3 separate regions of the Homo sapiens genome follow, and all the other regions are linked to region 1. A link is a contact called in ENCODE Hi-C or POLR2A ChIA-PET data. All regions are on one chromosome and are shown on one strand. Each heading gives the region's core, a stretch centred on a gene start or an enhancer-like site at or near the end of the contact. The rest is flanking DNA. Distances are from core to core; before and after follow the strand shown.

Region 1 (4,970 bases), core at 1,571-4,070:
TGTTTACAGAGGTTCCAGTGATGACTGAGTGCTTCACTGGGGTGAGGTCAACAAAGGGATACATGGGAATCCCACCCCCAGAAGCATGGGGTAAGAGAAAGCCATCAGCATTCCTAGAGCTTTCATTTAGCAAACGTCTGTCCGGGGCCAGACGCCGTGCTGGAGGTTTCACGGTTCTTGGTTGAACATTTTCTTTTCTTTTCTTTTCTATTCTTTTTTTTTTTCTTTTCTTTTTGAGACAAAGTTTCACTCCTGTCACCCAGGCTGGAGTGCAATGGCGCCATCTCAGCTCACTGCAACGTCCACCTCCTGGGTTCAAGCAATTCTCCTGCCTCAGCCTCCCAAGCAGCTGGGATTACAGGCGCGCCCCCACCACACCCAGCTAATTTTTGTATTTTTAGTAGAGACGGGGTTTCACCATGTTGGCCAGGCTGGTCACGAACTCCTGACCTCAGGTGATCCACCCGCCTCGGCCTCCCAAAGTGATGGGATTACAGGTGTGAGCCACCATGCCCAGCCTGATTGAACATTTTCAATGAGACAGCTAAGTGGAAATTGTTGTCTTCAACTGTACAGATAATCAAACCACACTGGCTGAGTGCCTTCCCCAAGGTCATCCAGCTAATAAGTGGTGGGACTGAATTGAAAGCCTAAGCCGGTTTGACTCCAGGATGCACCCTGTCTCTCCAGTGCACCTTCATTCATCTCCCCAGATTGCCTTGGGAGGACGGGGCTAGAGGACCTGTTTAAATGACTGTCTCCTGCTCAGTTGGAAGCTCAAAGCCCTCTTTGCTGTTCGTACGGATTCACTCACACTCATCCCTCACAGCAAATGTATGAAGATGAGTCTTGGAAAGCCCTTGTTCGATTGGGTCAATAGAAGATGGGAGAGAAATGTTCTCTCCCAAAAGATGCTGTAAGAGAGAGCCACAGAAGAGCTTAGAAAGGGGTTTTCAAATAGGGCAGGGGATTCAGATTTTGCCTGCAAAGTTCACTTGTGCTCTCTCTCTCCTTCTCTCGAGTGAGGAGTCCCTGAGGCACCAGCAAGAGTGACAGGTGTAGTGTGGGTGGCCACCTGAGGTCGCAGGAAGGGGTGAGGGAGGGAAGCTGTGCTCTCTGGCTAGGGGCCGGTACAGCCTTCCCCTCACCGGCTCATCCTCTGAGACTCGACCCAGGTGCACCTTCCTGATCACCTCCTGTCGTAAGTGCCTGACTTCCCCTGTAGGTTAGGGTCTGGCATAGGGTAGGTGCCAATGAATGTGAGGGGGAAAGAATTGAGACTGAGGGAATGGCAGGAGAGGGCAAAGGGTGGGAAGAGGTGTGGTGCCGAACACCTATTAACCTCAGTAGGGAAGGCACCAGGTTTGAGAGGCCAAAGAAAAGATCCATAGCCAGCAAACGGAACATGGGGGTTTCAGGAGGCGGAGGTTGCAGTGAGCTGAGATCATGCCACTGCACTCCAGCCTGGACAACAAAGTGAGACTCTGACTCAAGAAGGAAAGAAAGAAGGAAAGAAGGAAAGAAAGAAAGAAAGAAAGAGAGAGAGAAGGAAGGAAGGAAGGAAGGAGGGGGGGAGGGAAAGAAGGAAAGAAGGAAGGAAGGAAGGAAAGAGAAAGAAGAAAGAAAGAAAGAAAGAAAGAAAGAAAGAAAGAAAGAAAGAAAGAAAGAAAGAAAGAAAGAAAGAAAGAAAGAAAAAGAAAGGGAGAGAAGGAAGGGAAGGAAGGAAAGGAAGGAACGTGGGGGTTTGTTAGGGGCTTGCCTACAGGAGAGAGAGTCCACTGGTGATGAACTGGACAGGAGAACCGCCTTACATACAGAAATGGTCCAGGGGCGGCGGGCTGGACAACATACCAGTGGCGGCCGACTGGGCAGGAAAACCTCAGCCCCTTGCAAACAGCATGCAGTTTATAGAGCATTTTCACTTTACACCATCCCCTAATGACCTCCACCTGGCAATCTTCATTTAACCCAAAACTCAGGGCCTCAATCCCCTGTATGGCCAGCGTTCCACCAGAAGGGACGGGACGGGGGCTCAGATATTCATCGTAGGTAAGAAACGGGTTGGCTACTCCCCAGATTCCTTAGCTCGGAACACATATTCAGGTCTTCCACACAGGGTCATTCTTGGAGCGTGCTTCAGTTATCCCTGTCAGGTGCGTTTACCCTATAAGAAGGCCCTTCAGGGGACACTCTGGCAGCCTGAGCAGTTTGCACAGTGAAGCAGTAGGTGGCTCCCCAGCTCCTCCTGCCTGCACCACACCACACACACATGACTGTGGTCAGGGCGGGGGCCGTGTAGTAACTACCGGAGTGGTGGAGGGACCAGGAGCCACACATTGCTGTTTTAGCCAGTGACAACTTCTGAGCACGAAACACTCACTTTTAGGTCATATTCCTTCCACCGTCTTCATGAAGTCCAGGTGCCCAGTCTCACTGTCTCCGTTTTTCAGAAGGCAGTCAGTTCAGGGAAGCTGAGCGCCTTCCCCAGGGCACCCAGTCAGCCGGGGCAGAATTCAGATCAGAACTCCCGACAGCTGAGAACGCCGCACGGGATCTGCCCTCCATACGACCATGCCTGAGCCGTTCCCTCCTTTCCATTTTAACAGGGGCTTGGGTTGGGCAGAAAGGACCCAGCTGAGAGGAGGAGCAGTGTGGGGGGACGCGGCGGACAGCTCCACCTGTCGCTGCTGCCCAGCAGGCTGGAGACACGGAATGGCCCCTCCCCTTGGCCCCCTGTCCCCGATGCCATAGTTCTCATCCATTGTCATTGTACTGTCTCAGTGCTGCTATATTTAAGACGGTGCAGTCTCCGGGATCGCATTCTTCTCCCGGTGCCCGCTGAGCCGAGGGCAAGAAGAGAACAAGGACCCTCTCGGCCTCAGGAATCTTCTCCCCAGAGACTCCTAAGTGGGCACACTGCTTCTGTGAGTCACCCCCAGAAATCAGGGTGGGGGAGGGATGCCTCCTAAGAGTCAGCCACTGGGGAGTGATATCTGTGGGTGCATGTGTGTGTGTGTGTGCACGTGTGTGTGTTTGTGTGTATGTGTGTTGTGTGTTGTGAAAGGAGCCTGGGAAATTTGTGCTGAGGCAGCACCCAAGTGAAAATGGGAGGGGATTCCAGAAACCCCTGCCCCATCCCACTGTTCTGTGTGGCCCTGGGTCTTCTGAGAGCTGAGCTGTCTGTGATGTGAAAGTTGCAAAAAAAAAAAAAAGAGTGGGGGCTGCCCTGGGAACTGGAGTCTTTCCTGTGATGGAGCAGCGATAAGCGGGAGCCAGGCTAAGCTGGCAAGTTCCACGAACTTAGAGCGGAGCTGGCTGAGCCCGGCTTGGCCAACCCCACAGGCAGGGAAAGAGAGCGAGCCCTCGGATCCCAAATCTTAGAGCTGGAAGGGATTTCATCCAGTGCCTGACAGGAAACCGAGGCCCAGACGGGAAAGGAGTTGCCTCAGCTCATGACTGGCAAGGGCAGGATTCGGCCTCGCGGAAGCTGGTGGAGCCACTGGCTAAGAACACGTCCCAGCCTGTGCCACCCGCCGCCCGCAGGATGTGTCTCTGCTCCCAGCCACCATCCGCCCCCATCGCAGCTCCTGGAGGGGTCTTGGCTCAACTGCTGTGCATTCCTCTTTCCCTCCTGAAGAAGGGGAGAGGCCTCCTCGGCAGATGGAGGCTTGGGAGGAAAGCAGAGGGGAATAGGGAAGGCCACGCAGTGGGACCTCTGGCCCAGATTTTTGCACCCCAAGAGAGGGAAGCGGGGGCAGTTTCCCCTCCACGCAGGCACACACAGTGTTCCGGGAAGAGGCACCCTGGTCCTTTGGGAAAGGGCAGTGAGGCCGCAAACTTGTCCCTGCTTAATACCACGCATCAGTCAGTGCTTTAAAAAGAATTGGTAGCTCATCCGCTAAAGCCAGGGGTCTGGTTGCTGGAGGCCCCGAGGTCAGGGACGAGCGCCAGGCCCCTGCCTGCTGTGCTAATCGGGAACAGAGCATCCAGGGGAAGGGAGCCAGTGGCTGGTGCCAGGGAATGTTAACTCTCAGCCACTGGAGCCAGGGCCATCGTGTCCCAGGAAAGCTGGGGCAGAGTGGGGGGTCCTTGCTCCACCTAGGGTGGTACCCAGCAGCTCTCCTCCTGGGCCATGAGGAAGAAAGAGCAGAATGAGCAGGGCTAGCCACTTCTTTGGGTGCAAAGAGAACTTCTTCCATCGGGAGGGAGTGATACGAAGCCAAAGAGGGTGACTGTCCCATTATGTCATTTGAGATGATTAGCAGGAGCCCAGGGAGCTTTAGGGGGCAGCCCTTGGTCCCAGCTAACCCTGCAGCCATCCATTCTCTTTTTCCTGATGCCCACAACTGCAGACACCCAAAAGGAGCAAACTTCTAGGAAGTAGAAGGGGTAAAAGCCCACTAAGACTGACCCTCCACAGCCCGAGCCCCAGACACCTCCACCACATGCCCCTTCCAGGCCAACGGCTCTCCAATAAAGCCAGTGGGCTCACCTTCCATGCCATGGACTTAGAGAAATGGTCACCTAGGTGCTGTGTTCACATCCAGGCAGAAGACAGCCTACACATGCACGCACACACACACATACACACACATGCACGCCCACACACACACACGCTGCCACCTCCAGCAGGACCCTCTAGAGAGGCAGGGGCCAGACAGAGCTGACCCCACAGAAGCTGACAGGAGCAGGCCAAGGCAGGCGGTCATCCCTCTTCTGTTTCCATCCCCACGCCTGGGCAGGAACCCTCCCATGCCAGAAGCCTGCAGACCAGGATTCCCACCTGGAGGAGGTGTGAAAGCCATTCCAGGGATTTTAGCTTTAGCATCAGGGGGGCCCTCAGAGACCCAGCAGTGACTGAAGCCCGGATATGAGAAAACTCAGTGCAAAAACCCACAGCCAGCGGGCACACGGGCCTCCCACACCCCTCGTTTGCCTCTCCATATCCATGGATCCGCTTCCTGAGCCTC
Region 2 (4,970 bases), core at 1,583-4,082, 330 kb after region 1:
CTCAAGTGATCCGCCCGCCTCGGCCTCCCAAAGTGCTGGGATTTGAATTATTTTTTTCTTTTGAGATGGAGTCTTGCTCTGTCACCCAGACTGGAGTGCAGTGGCACGATCCTGGCTCACTGCAACCTCTGCCACCTGGGTTCAAGCGATTCTCCTGCCTCAGCCTCCCAAGTAGCTGGGATTACAGGCGTGTGCCACCATGCCCGGCTAATTTTTGTATTTTTAGTAGAGACGGGGTTTCAGCATCTTGGTCAGGCTGGTCTTGAACTCCTAACCAGTCTCGGCATCCCAAAGTGCTGGGATTACAGGTGTGAACCACCATGCTCGGCCTTTAGGATTTGAATTTTTTATTTATTTGTTTTTATTATTACTTTTGAGATGGGGTCTCATTCTGTCATCCAGGCTGGAGTGCAGTGGCGAGATCTCGGCTCGCTGCAACCTCCGCCTCCCAGGTTCAAGCAATTCTCCTGCCTCACCCTCCCTAGTAGCTGGGATTACAGGCACGCACCACCAGGCCCAGCTAATTTTTGTTTTTTTAGTAGAGACGGGGTTTTACCAGGTTGGCCAGGCTGGTCTCGAACCTCAGGTGATCCGCCCGCCTCAGCCTCCCAAAGTGCTGGGATTACAAGTGTAAGCCACTGTGCCCAGCCTATATATCATCTTTTATTGGTTTTGTGAGATAAGCTACTGCACCCGGACTGAATTTTTTAAATGTAAAGTTCTTCTTATATGTTTCTCCAGCACTCAGAAAGCAGTTTTCCCCTTCTTTTAGGAAGGCTGTTCTGGAATAAGGTAAGTTGTCAAAAAGGGTACTAGCTCTGGTGGCAAAAGATTCAGTGTTGCAAGAGGTATACACAACTTTGCTAACTAAATGCCACGCAAAGTCAGGTGGAGCAATTCCATGTCAACAAAACACATAAGATCATTACTGTATGAAATAGCAAGGAAAAATGTTGAAGCTAACCCCTAGAATCCATAAAGATCATATGAGATCTGCAGCTAGTTATTAAGAAAACTGCAGAGTCATCAACAAGTGACATTTACACAATGCTCTCTGAATGAATCATGTCATAGTAAGCACTTTGAAATATGAGACACGCTGTTGGGCCTAAAGATGCTTAATCTAAAAAAGTCATTAATTCAGGAAGAAATATATGTATTCCAATGCAGAATGAGAACAGGACCAAGATATTTTAAAAGGGGAAATATTAAACCCGGTAAGAAGAAAATGATACTATTCTGGAATAAAATGTTACCAGAAAAAGAGAATTAGGAGCTCCTTTGAGGGCCTAAGCCTTTGCCACTTACAGTCTCATCTCAGAGGGGTGTGAGTCATCATCCTCTCCCATTATAATGATGCCTTTGAGCTTGACATTGCCCGTAAATCTGCCAGAATGCAAAAGAGAAGGTTGTCAAACCTGAGTTTGAATACCTGTTTAGTTGTGTGACCCTGGGCAAGACCCTTCCCCTGTATGGGCTTCAGTTTACTCATCTGTCAACTTGTACTAGATAATTTCTAAGATCCTGTCTACCTCTAGCATTCTACAATTCTAAGAAATCTACCTCAATTTCTCAGTTATTGTTCTACAAATACATCTGTTTCCAGTCTGCACCAAGAAAGCTATGATGCTTTCCTCCTCAAACCCACCAAAGTAATTTATCCCATTTCTAGAAGCAAATGTGTGCTCTTGACACCAGTGAATGAATCCATCTGAGGCAACTGGGTACAGCCTATTTAGCCTGAGGTAGGCACCAAGGAGATACTTACGGAATATTAAACAGAAGCTCTTCATCTGCATCACTTTCAACAAACTGGAGGGGATGGGGAGGGGGGAGGAGAAAGCAACAAATATTTGCTGAGAGCCTACAATTTCAGGCATCTCCCACCCTGCTCTACAACTGGGGTGCAATGGGAAGAGTCACTCTCCCTTGGTTTTCCAAGACTTATTAACTTGAAGCTAACCAGTCTTATCCAGTGTCATAACAGCCACAGGCCACCCAACTGGAAGGTTCTTAACAAAAAGCCCATGAATGAATTTCCAGGGTCGAAGAGCCTTCTGAAGTGTGAACTGAAAGGCAGGTGTTTATGTGCATTTTTCTGAGAAGAAGGTCCACTGCTTTCAAACAGATAGCAAAGGGGCCTGCGACCCCACAATGTAAAGAACATTTGCTCTATATGGGAACCACCTTTCATCTCCCTAGGCTCATCTTCACCAGGTAATATGATGAGGCAGCCATTAGCACCAATGGTCCAACGGCCCTCACGACCATCCTCTCTAGCCCACACAGCCCTGGAATAGAGCGTTAGGCTGTGTAGCTTGACAAAACTGTCCCCGTTCCCTCTAGGCCTCAGTTTCCCTATATGCAAAATGGGGAGACAACGCTGCTCGCCTCCCAAAGAGCTGGCAGGAGACAGGCACGGAAAAGCGCTTGGCAACCAGGCTGTCGTTATTCTTAACATCAGAAATGAGTAGACCGACGGCCCGAGGCCCCACACGCACCCTGCCCCGCCCGCCCCAAGCCCCAGGCGGCCCACCTTGGAGCGGTCGGTCCGCTCCTCCCACGGCTTGAAGACGCCGCGGCCGCTGCCCTCGCGGCTCTCGTTAAGGCATTGCAGCCGCTCCAGGTCGATGCGCAGGTACAGGCCGTAGGCCAGGCCGCGCTGCTCGGGCGGCTCCTCCCGTTCGGCGGCGCAGCGGCAGCCACCCCCGCCGTGGCTGTGACCGTGCGACATGGCAACGCCGCCACCTGCGCGTCCTCTCGGCCCCACCGCCGCGCTCGCTCGGCTCGGCTCGCCTCAGACCAGCTCCGCGCCGTTCAGCTCCGGCAACTAAGCGCGCCGCGCCTGCCGCGTCGTAAAAAGCGCCGCTGCGCGGCGCATGCGCGTGGGGAGAAGGCGGGGGGGCGGGGGGGGTGGGGTCGAGCGGAACTGACGTAGGACGCGCGCCTCCCAGGTGCCAGAGTTCGTATATGACTCCAGTCCTGGCGCTGGATGCTGCTGCTGTTCCAGCTTCCTAGGTGTGGAAACTGAAGGACCAAGAGATTAAACAGGTGTGCTGAGTAAACTCACAGGCTGAGATTCGAATTATCCTCCCCCGACGAGGATGGAGCCTTCGCTGTCTTCCTTGATCGCCACGTTTCTTTGCGAGCCGATGAAGGAAAGCGTGAGGAATGATAAGGCCCTGGAGACTGGAGAACGCGAGCTTATCGCTGTCTCACATGCGCACGGCTTAGACGTTGAGAGCTCACAGGCCCACTTGCATAACCACTTTCTTGATAGCGGGGTTACAGCTTGAGAGCATGGGGCTTTGTGCACGGCCAGACCTAAAGACTACTCCTGGGTCTGCTACTGGCCATTGTGACACCTTAAGTCATTTCCCCTATTCTGAGACTCCGTTTCCCCGTCTGTAAGGTGGAAAGAATAGTATCTGTTTCATAGGATCACAGTGAGTATTAAATGAAATAATGCAATTAAAGAACTCAGCAGGCCGGGCGCGGTGGCTCACGCCTGTAATCCCAGCACTTTGGGAGGCCGAGGCGGGCGGATCACGAGGTCAAAAGATCGAGACCATCCTAGCCAACATGATGAAACCCCGTCTCTACTAAAAATACAAAAATTAGCTAGGCGTGGTGGCGCGAGCCTGTAGTCCCAGCTACTCGGGAGGCTGAAGCAGGAGAATCGCTTGAACCCGGGAGGCAGAGGTTGCAGTGAGCCGACATCGCGCCACTGCACTCCAGCCTGGCGACAGAGCAAGACTCTGTCTCAAAAAGAAAAAAAAAGAAAAAACTCAGCAAATGGCTGACACATGATGGGCATTCAGTAGCCGATGGTTATTACGGTCAAATCCAACCACAGCAACTTACTAGCTGCGTGGCCTTGGGCAAGTGACTTGATCTTCTGAGACTCAGTTTACCCCCTGTGAAGTGAAGGGATTGGACTAGATGATCTCTGCGTTTCCTCCCCCATGTGATATTTCAAAGTACTTTTTTTCGAACAGCTGGTTGTGGCCTGTCAATAGGTTTTAAAATCCGTTTATAGAGAATTGTGATCAACATTTAAAAAAAAAATAGAATACAAAAAAAAAAAAACCCAGAATGTATCACACATTTCAAGTCTCAATTGATGAAACTTTTGTTTCAGTTTTGAGTTTGTATTCAGACACAATATGATGTGTTTTTCATATTGTGGGTTGAGATCAAAATAATTAAAAGTCACTGTTTAGAGGTGAAATAATCTTGTTTTCAGGATAGAATGTTTTCCTACTCCCTGGTGGGGAAAAGACAGGATACAGAAAGAGAGTTATGGGATACCCTGGCTACCCTCTTCCCTTCACATCTGGCTCTGGAGTGCTCAGTGGGGCTGGTGAAGTATAGACCAAAATATCCATTTTTTCAAGTTCCATTCAGAAATATTTTCTGGGCCACATGCAGTGCCTCATGCCTGTAATCTCAGCACTTTTGGGAGGCCAAGGTGGGAGGATCACTTGAGCCCAGGAGTTTGAGACTAGCCTGGGCAACATAGGGAGACCCCATCTTTACAAAAATAATTAAAAATATTAGCCCAGCATGGTGGCTCATGCCTGTGGTCCCAGCTATTTGGGAGGCTGAAGTGGAAGGATCTCCTGAGCCTGGGAGGGTGAGGCTGTAGTGAGCTGTAATCATACCACTGCACTCCAACCTGGGTGTCAGAGCAAGACTGTCTCAAAAAAATAAAAACAAGAAAAATATTTTGATGTCCTATTTTAGTTACTTGTGCAATAAGCAAGCTTGGTTCTGTTTCAAAATAGCTCAGTGCCGTGAATTATTCCTGCTTTTAGGTCACAGTTTCAGGTAAGGGACCTGGAATGTGGCAAACAGTAAATGTTTACTTGACTGATATACTTGGTAGCCTTTCTTTGGTAAGAGTGTCCTTTTGAAGAACCAACTCAGGCCTTACCCCGGAGATCTACTCATTTTGGCTTTTTCCTGTT
Region 3 (4,970 bases), core at 1,795-4,294, 290 kb after region 1:
GTGAGTCGAGATTGCGCCTCTGCACTCCAGCCTGGGTGACAGAGTGAGACTCTGTCTCAAAAATAAATAAATAAGTAAACAAACAATAAAATAAATAACAATAAAAATAAATTAAAAATTAAAAAATTCAAAGCAAAAGCAAACAAACTAAAAAACAGTATTAAGTCTTCCAATTCATGAACATGGGATGTCCTACCACTATGTCTTCTTTAATTTTTTTCACCAATGGTTTATAATTTTCAGTGTACAAGTCTTGAAAGACATATTTTAAATAATACCATGCCAGTATGTTTGGGCCGAGTGCAGCCCTCTAACACAGGTTTGAGAATTCTGTGAGTAATGCTCCCAGTGTCATGATAGAGAAAATTTCCAGTGCTGCTGAAGCCTAACAGAATAATTATCATGTCTTGTTTTTTCCCTAGATAAAATCTGAGCTCCTTAAAGTCAAGGAAAGTGCCTTCACTGCCTTCCCTGAGAATACCAGACACACAATTAACATCCAACCAGTAGCCCCTGTGACTATTTAAAAATGCAAATTCAATCAGATTTCCCTACTCTAAATCATTCAAAATCACTGCTATTAGGACAGCTGGTATTAGTGTGTTCACCAAAGCCCTGTGACAGTTCCTGCCAAACTCTCCAATCTTAGTAGGAAGTCCCCTTCCTACTCCCTCCCCGCTCTCCAATCATTCCAGCCTTCTTTTCATCTTGCTAAAAAGGTGTTTTCAAACAATTCCAAGTGCAGCCCACAGTAAGAAATTTATTTTACATTGCAACCTTGTTGATATATATAATGAACAAAAGTTTTGCAAAGCAGTACTTGGCTTTACTACTTTTATACATTGTATTCTAATATTTTTCTTATTTATTATTATTATTTATTTAGTTTTTAGACAGAGACTCGTTCTGTCACTCAGGCTGAAGTGCAGTGGCGTGATCTCGGCTCACTGCAACCTCCGCCTCCCAGGTTCAAGTGATTCTCCTGTCTCAGCCTCCTGAGTAGCTGGGATTACAGGCACGCACCACCATGCCCAGCTAATTTTTGTATTTTTAGTAGAGACGGGGTTTCACCATGTTGGTCAGGCTGGTCTCGAACTCCTGACCTCAAGTGATCCGCCCACCTCGGCCTCCCAAAGTGTTGGGATTACAGGCATGAGCCACCACACCTGGCTATTTTTCTTATTTATTGAATAGACTTGGGGTCTCACTTTATTGGCCAGAGTGGTCTTCAAGTTCTGACCTCAAGTGATCCTCCCACCTCGACCTCCCAAAGTGCTGGAATTACTGGTGTAAGCCACTGCACCCAGCCTTTTCTCTTTTATTATTATTTTTATTTTTTTAGATCACTCTTTTATTATTTTATAGAGCAATATTTTATATTTGGGGCCTGGCACAGTGGCTCACGCCTGTAATCCCAGCACTTTGGGAGGCCGAGGAGGGTGGATTGCTTCAGCCCAGGCCAACATGGTGAAATCCTCCATCTCTACTAAAAATACAAACATTATCTGGGCACGGTGATGGGCACTTGTAATCCCAGCTACTCCGGAGGCTGAGGCAGGAGAATCGCTTGAACCCCGGGGTCAGAGGTTGCAGTGAGCCGAGATCACGCCACCGCACTCCAGCCTGGGCAACACAGTGAGACTTCGTCTTAATAAATAAATATAGATGGATAGATAGATAGATAGATAGATAGATAGATAGATAGATGATAGATAGATAAAATTCTAGTTCTTTGTTTTAAATAAAGTTTGTACCCACTAAATTGATACTGTGACCAATTAGTGGGGTACAACATACAGTTTGAAAACAGTGCTCTGGCCGGGGGCGGTGGCTCTCGCCTGTAATCCCAGCATTTTGGGAGGCCAAGGCGGGCGGATCACCTGAGGTCAGGAATTTGAGACCAGCCTGGCCAACACGGTGAAACCTCGTTTCTACTAAAAACACTAAAATTAGCCAGGCGTGGTGGTGCACACCTGTAATCCCAGCTACTCGGGAGACTGAGGCACGAGACTCTCTTGAACTCGGGAGGCGGAGGTTGCAGTGAGCCGAAATCGCGCCACTGCACTCCAACCTGGGTGACAGAGTGAGACTCCATCTCAAACAAACAAAACAAACCAACAAAACAAAAGAGAGAAAAACAGTGTTCTCAGCATTTTCTTTGCCTCAGGGCCATTGCGAATGCTACACCGTCTGGAAAGTTTTTCTTGTATCCTCTTCACCTGGATAGATTTTTTTTTTTTTCAGCCCTTCAGAAAGTACACCTAGATAAATCTTAATCATTTTTTTAAGGTATGAAATCTAAGGATGCCCCCTCTCTGGAGCTGCCTGCCTGTGTTTGAATCCTGAAGATCGTGATGCGTGAGTTAATCCGTGCTAAGAACTCGGAACAGTGAGTAGCAAATCGTTGCTTCTTATAGTGCAAGTTAGAAATGACACAACTGTTTGTGTAACTATTAATATGTGTCTCCTCACACCTCCCACACTCTAAACACAAGAAGCCACAGAATTTGGTTAATTTCTTTTCATGTTTTTGTTTGTTTGGTTTTGGGTTTTTTGTTTTGGACAGGCTCTCACTGTGTCGCCCAGGCTGGAGTGCAGTGGCACGATCTCCGCTCGCTGCAACCTCGCCTCCCGGGTTCAAACAATTCTCCTGCCTCAGCTTCCCAAGTAGCTGGGATTACAGGCGCCCACCACCACGCCCGGCTTTTTTTTTTTTTTTTTTTTTTTTTTTTTTTTTTTGGATTTTTTGGAGAGACGGGGGTTTCGCCATGTTAGCCAGGCTGGTCTCGAATTCCTGACCTCAGGTGATCTACCCGCCTCGGTCTCCCAAAGTGCTAGGATTACATGGTGTCCAGGCTGATTCTGTTCATCTTTATATTCCTAGCGTCTCACTTGGCCTGGCATGGAAGAGGCGCTCGGAATCAAAACGGAGAGAGGCTGGGGGTGGAGCCAGCTTCGGAAGTCACGGCGGAGGGGCGGGGGCGGGGCCGCGCCCACCAGACGAGCCATCGGTCACGCGGGGCCCAGCTGGACTGCCGCGGGGGATTCTGGGCCAAGATGGCAGCAATGAGGAAGGCGCTTCCGCGGCGACTGGTGGGCTTGGCGTCCCTCCGGGCTGTAAGTGCCCCGAGCCGCCGAGGCGGCGGCCCTGCAGGCACTCTGACTGTCAGGGTTGGGGGCTTGGCCCGTGGTGACTGCTCTCTTAGAGGCGAGGCCGGACAGCTCTCAGGCCAGAGTCGGGAGGGCGTTGGAGTCCTGGACCCTCCCTTTTCCCCTCAAATCCTTTGAAGGGGATGGGAAAACTGAGGTCCGGAGAGGTGGAGTGACTTGTCTGGGTCATGGAGACCTGGGACGCCATCCTAGGTGCCCTGATTCCCCGCCCAGGGCCCTTTCCGATGACCCTGGCCCCTTTCTCCCTCTAATTGAACTTCAGACCTCTCCAACTCTTCATTAGTGAAAATCAAGAACACGCTTCCATTTCCTTCGTCTCCATTTCCAACTGTTGTTGCTTTTAGAGATGCTTGGGGAACTATCCCAGCCTACCGAGCGGGACTTGCGTTGATTGGAGCCAAGCTGTGATTCCCTTGGAATTGCACTTTGATCCTGTTCGATCCTGATGTTTTCCCCTCTCCCATTCTCAGCGCAGAAAAAGTGTGGGAGACGTAGCTGTATGGAGCAGAAAAAATAAAAGCTGAAGCTAGGGTGTCCCAATAGTTCTGCCACTTTCTAGACTTAATGACATAGTTATTTACTTTCTCTAAACCTCAGCTCTTTCGTCTGTAAAACGGACAACATTCCCTTGGGGTTGTTTTGGAAATTAGAGAAAATGTAAGTAACACATCTGGCAGTGTTCTGGCTCCTAATAAGTGATCAGTCGGTGGTGGTATTTTTACCTTAGGGAGTTGAGAAGGAGTTATAACTGTATAGAGGGAAAAATACACTCCTGGCACTGGGTCCCTCTCAGAAAGCCACGTTAATATCTTTACTTGGCCATTCACCTGCACCACCTGCTCATGTGTAAAATGAAGATGGCAATTCCAACTTGGAAAGTTAAACGCAATAGTAGATATTAATAAGCTTTTAAGAAATATTTGGTGTAATGAGATGGCCCTCCATGGGGTTCCAAGCATAGGAACCAGTATTAGTATTAGGCCTAGATATGGGTTCAAGTCCAAGCTCTGTCACTTTCTAATTGTGATTTTTGGGTAACCTTTCTGAGGCTTAGTTTCTTCACCTACGGAGTTGGGATAATAATAGTCCCTGGCCTGTAGTTTAACACTGGGTTTAGTCAGTATTCGCTGTTGGTGTTGATGCAGGTACACCATACCTCAGGACACTGTGGCACAGTACTTGTGTGGTTAGGGGGACCCTCTCTGAGCAGAGCTTTACAGAGGAGGAACGGGATGTTTAACCAGGAGAAGACTGTGGACCGAACGAACGGTGGTAAAGAGGCAACAGTGGCCCAGAGGTTAGGAGCTTGTGCTCTAGAGCCACACTGCCAGGTTTAGATATTGCCTCAGTGAGTAACTCCCCATGTCACCTCGGGAAGATTACTTAATCTCTTTGGGTCTCAGATTTCTTTTCTTTTCTTTCTTTTTTTTTTTCCTGAGACGGTGTCTTGCTCTGTCATCTGTCACCCAGACTGGAGTGCAGTGGCTCAATCTCAGCTCACTGCAACCTCTGCCTCCCAGGTTCAAGCGATTCTTCTGCCTCAGCCTCCCAAGTGGGGCCTTAGATTTCTTACAGTAAAATGGGGATGATGATAGTTCCTACCTGATAAGATTGTTGAGAGGACAGTATGGGTTAATATGTAAATGGCTCACCAGGCGTGGTGGCTCATGCCTATAATCCTAGCACTTTGGGAGGCTGAGGTGGGTGGATCACTTGAGGTCGGGAGTTCGGGACCAGCCTGGCCAACCTGGTGAAATCCTGTCTCTACTAAAATACAAAAAATTAGCCAGGTGTGGTGG

Evidence for each region. Hi-C counts contacts between places; a loop is a spot of excess contacts on that map. ChIA-PET counts read pairs that join two places held with the same protein, here RNA polymerase II (POLR2A). Pooled maps may share reads with other maps.
Region 2: a map of sigmoid colon shows a loop between it and region 1 (3-fold over the local background). The contact joins the promoter of PITHD1 here to the promoter of MYOM3 in region 1. A Hi-C loop is called at or near these places in 2 of 168 maps with a recorded cell type or tissue (B cell and sigmoid colon), 2 of 37 single-sample maps with no recorded cell type and 20 of 50 pooled maps. POLR2A ChIA-PET finds 5 or more read pairs at or near these places in 1 of 52 experiments (MCF 10A).
Region 3: a loop to region 1 is called in a pooled map, with 2.9 times the contacts of the local background. The contact joins the promoter of HMGCL here to the promoter of MYOM3 in region 1. A Hi-C loop is called at or near these places in 1 of 37 single-sample maps with no recorded cell type and 2 of 50 pooled maps. POLR2A ChIA-PET finds 5 or more read pairs at or near these places in 2 of 52 experiments (K562 and Panc1).

The regions. Positions count from the first base shown.
Region 1 is chr1:24,109,985-24,114,954 of GRCh38, reverse strand. It overlaps MYOM3 (myomesin 3), which reads left to right and starts at 2,820. Exons shown (of 37, transcript NM_152372.4): 1 at 2,820-2,924. RefSeq lists an enhancer at 2,110-2,618.
Region 2 is chr1:23,776,280-23,781,249 of GRCh38, reverse strand. It overlaps PITHD1 (PITH domain containing 1), which reads right to left and starts at 2,832. Exons shown (of 6, transcript NM_020362.5): 1 at 2,537-2,832; 2 at 1,769-1,812; 3 at 1,309-1,386. The coding sequence starts at 2,734. It overlaps ELOA-AS1 (ELOA antisense RNA 1), which reads left to right and starts at 2,953. Exons shown (of 4, transcript NR_038280.1): 1 at 2,953-3,051. RefSeq lists enhancers at 703-1,902, 3,156-4,108 and silencers at 2,453-2,502, 2,593-2,902.
Region 3 is chr1:23,823,503-23,828,472 of GRCh38, reverse strand. HMGCL (3-hydroxy-3-methylglutaryl-CoA lyase) reads left to right here and starts at 3,044. Exons shown (of 9, transcript NM_000191.3): 1 at 3,044-3,117. The coding sequence starts at 3,058. It overlaps LOC105376861 (a long non-coding RNA gene), which reads left to right. Exons shown (of 3, transcript XR_947068.2): 2 at 2,290-2,389; 3 at 2,885-2,933. RefSeq lists an enhancer at 2,175-3,043.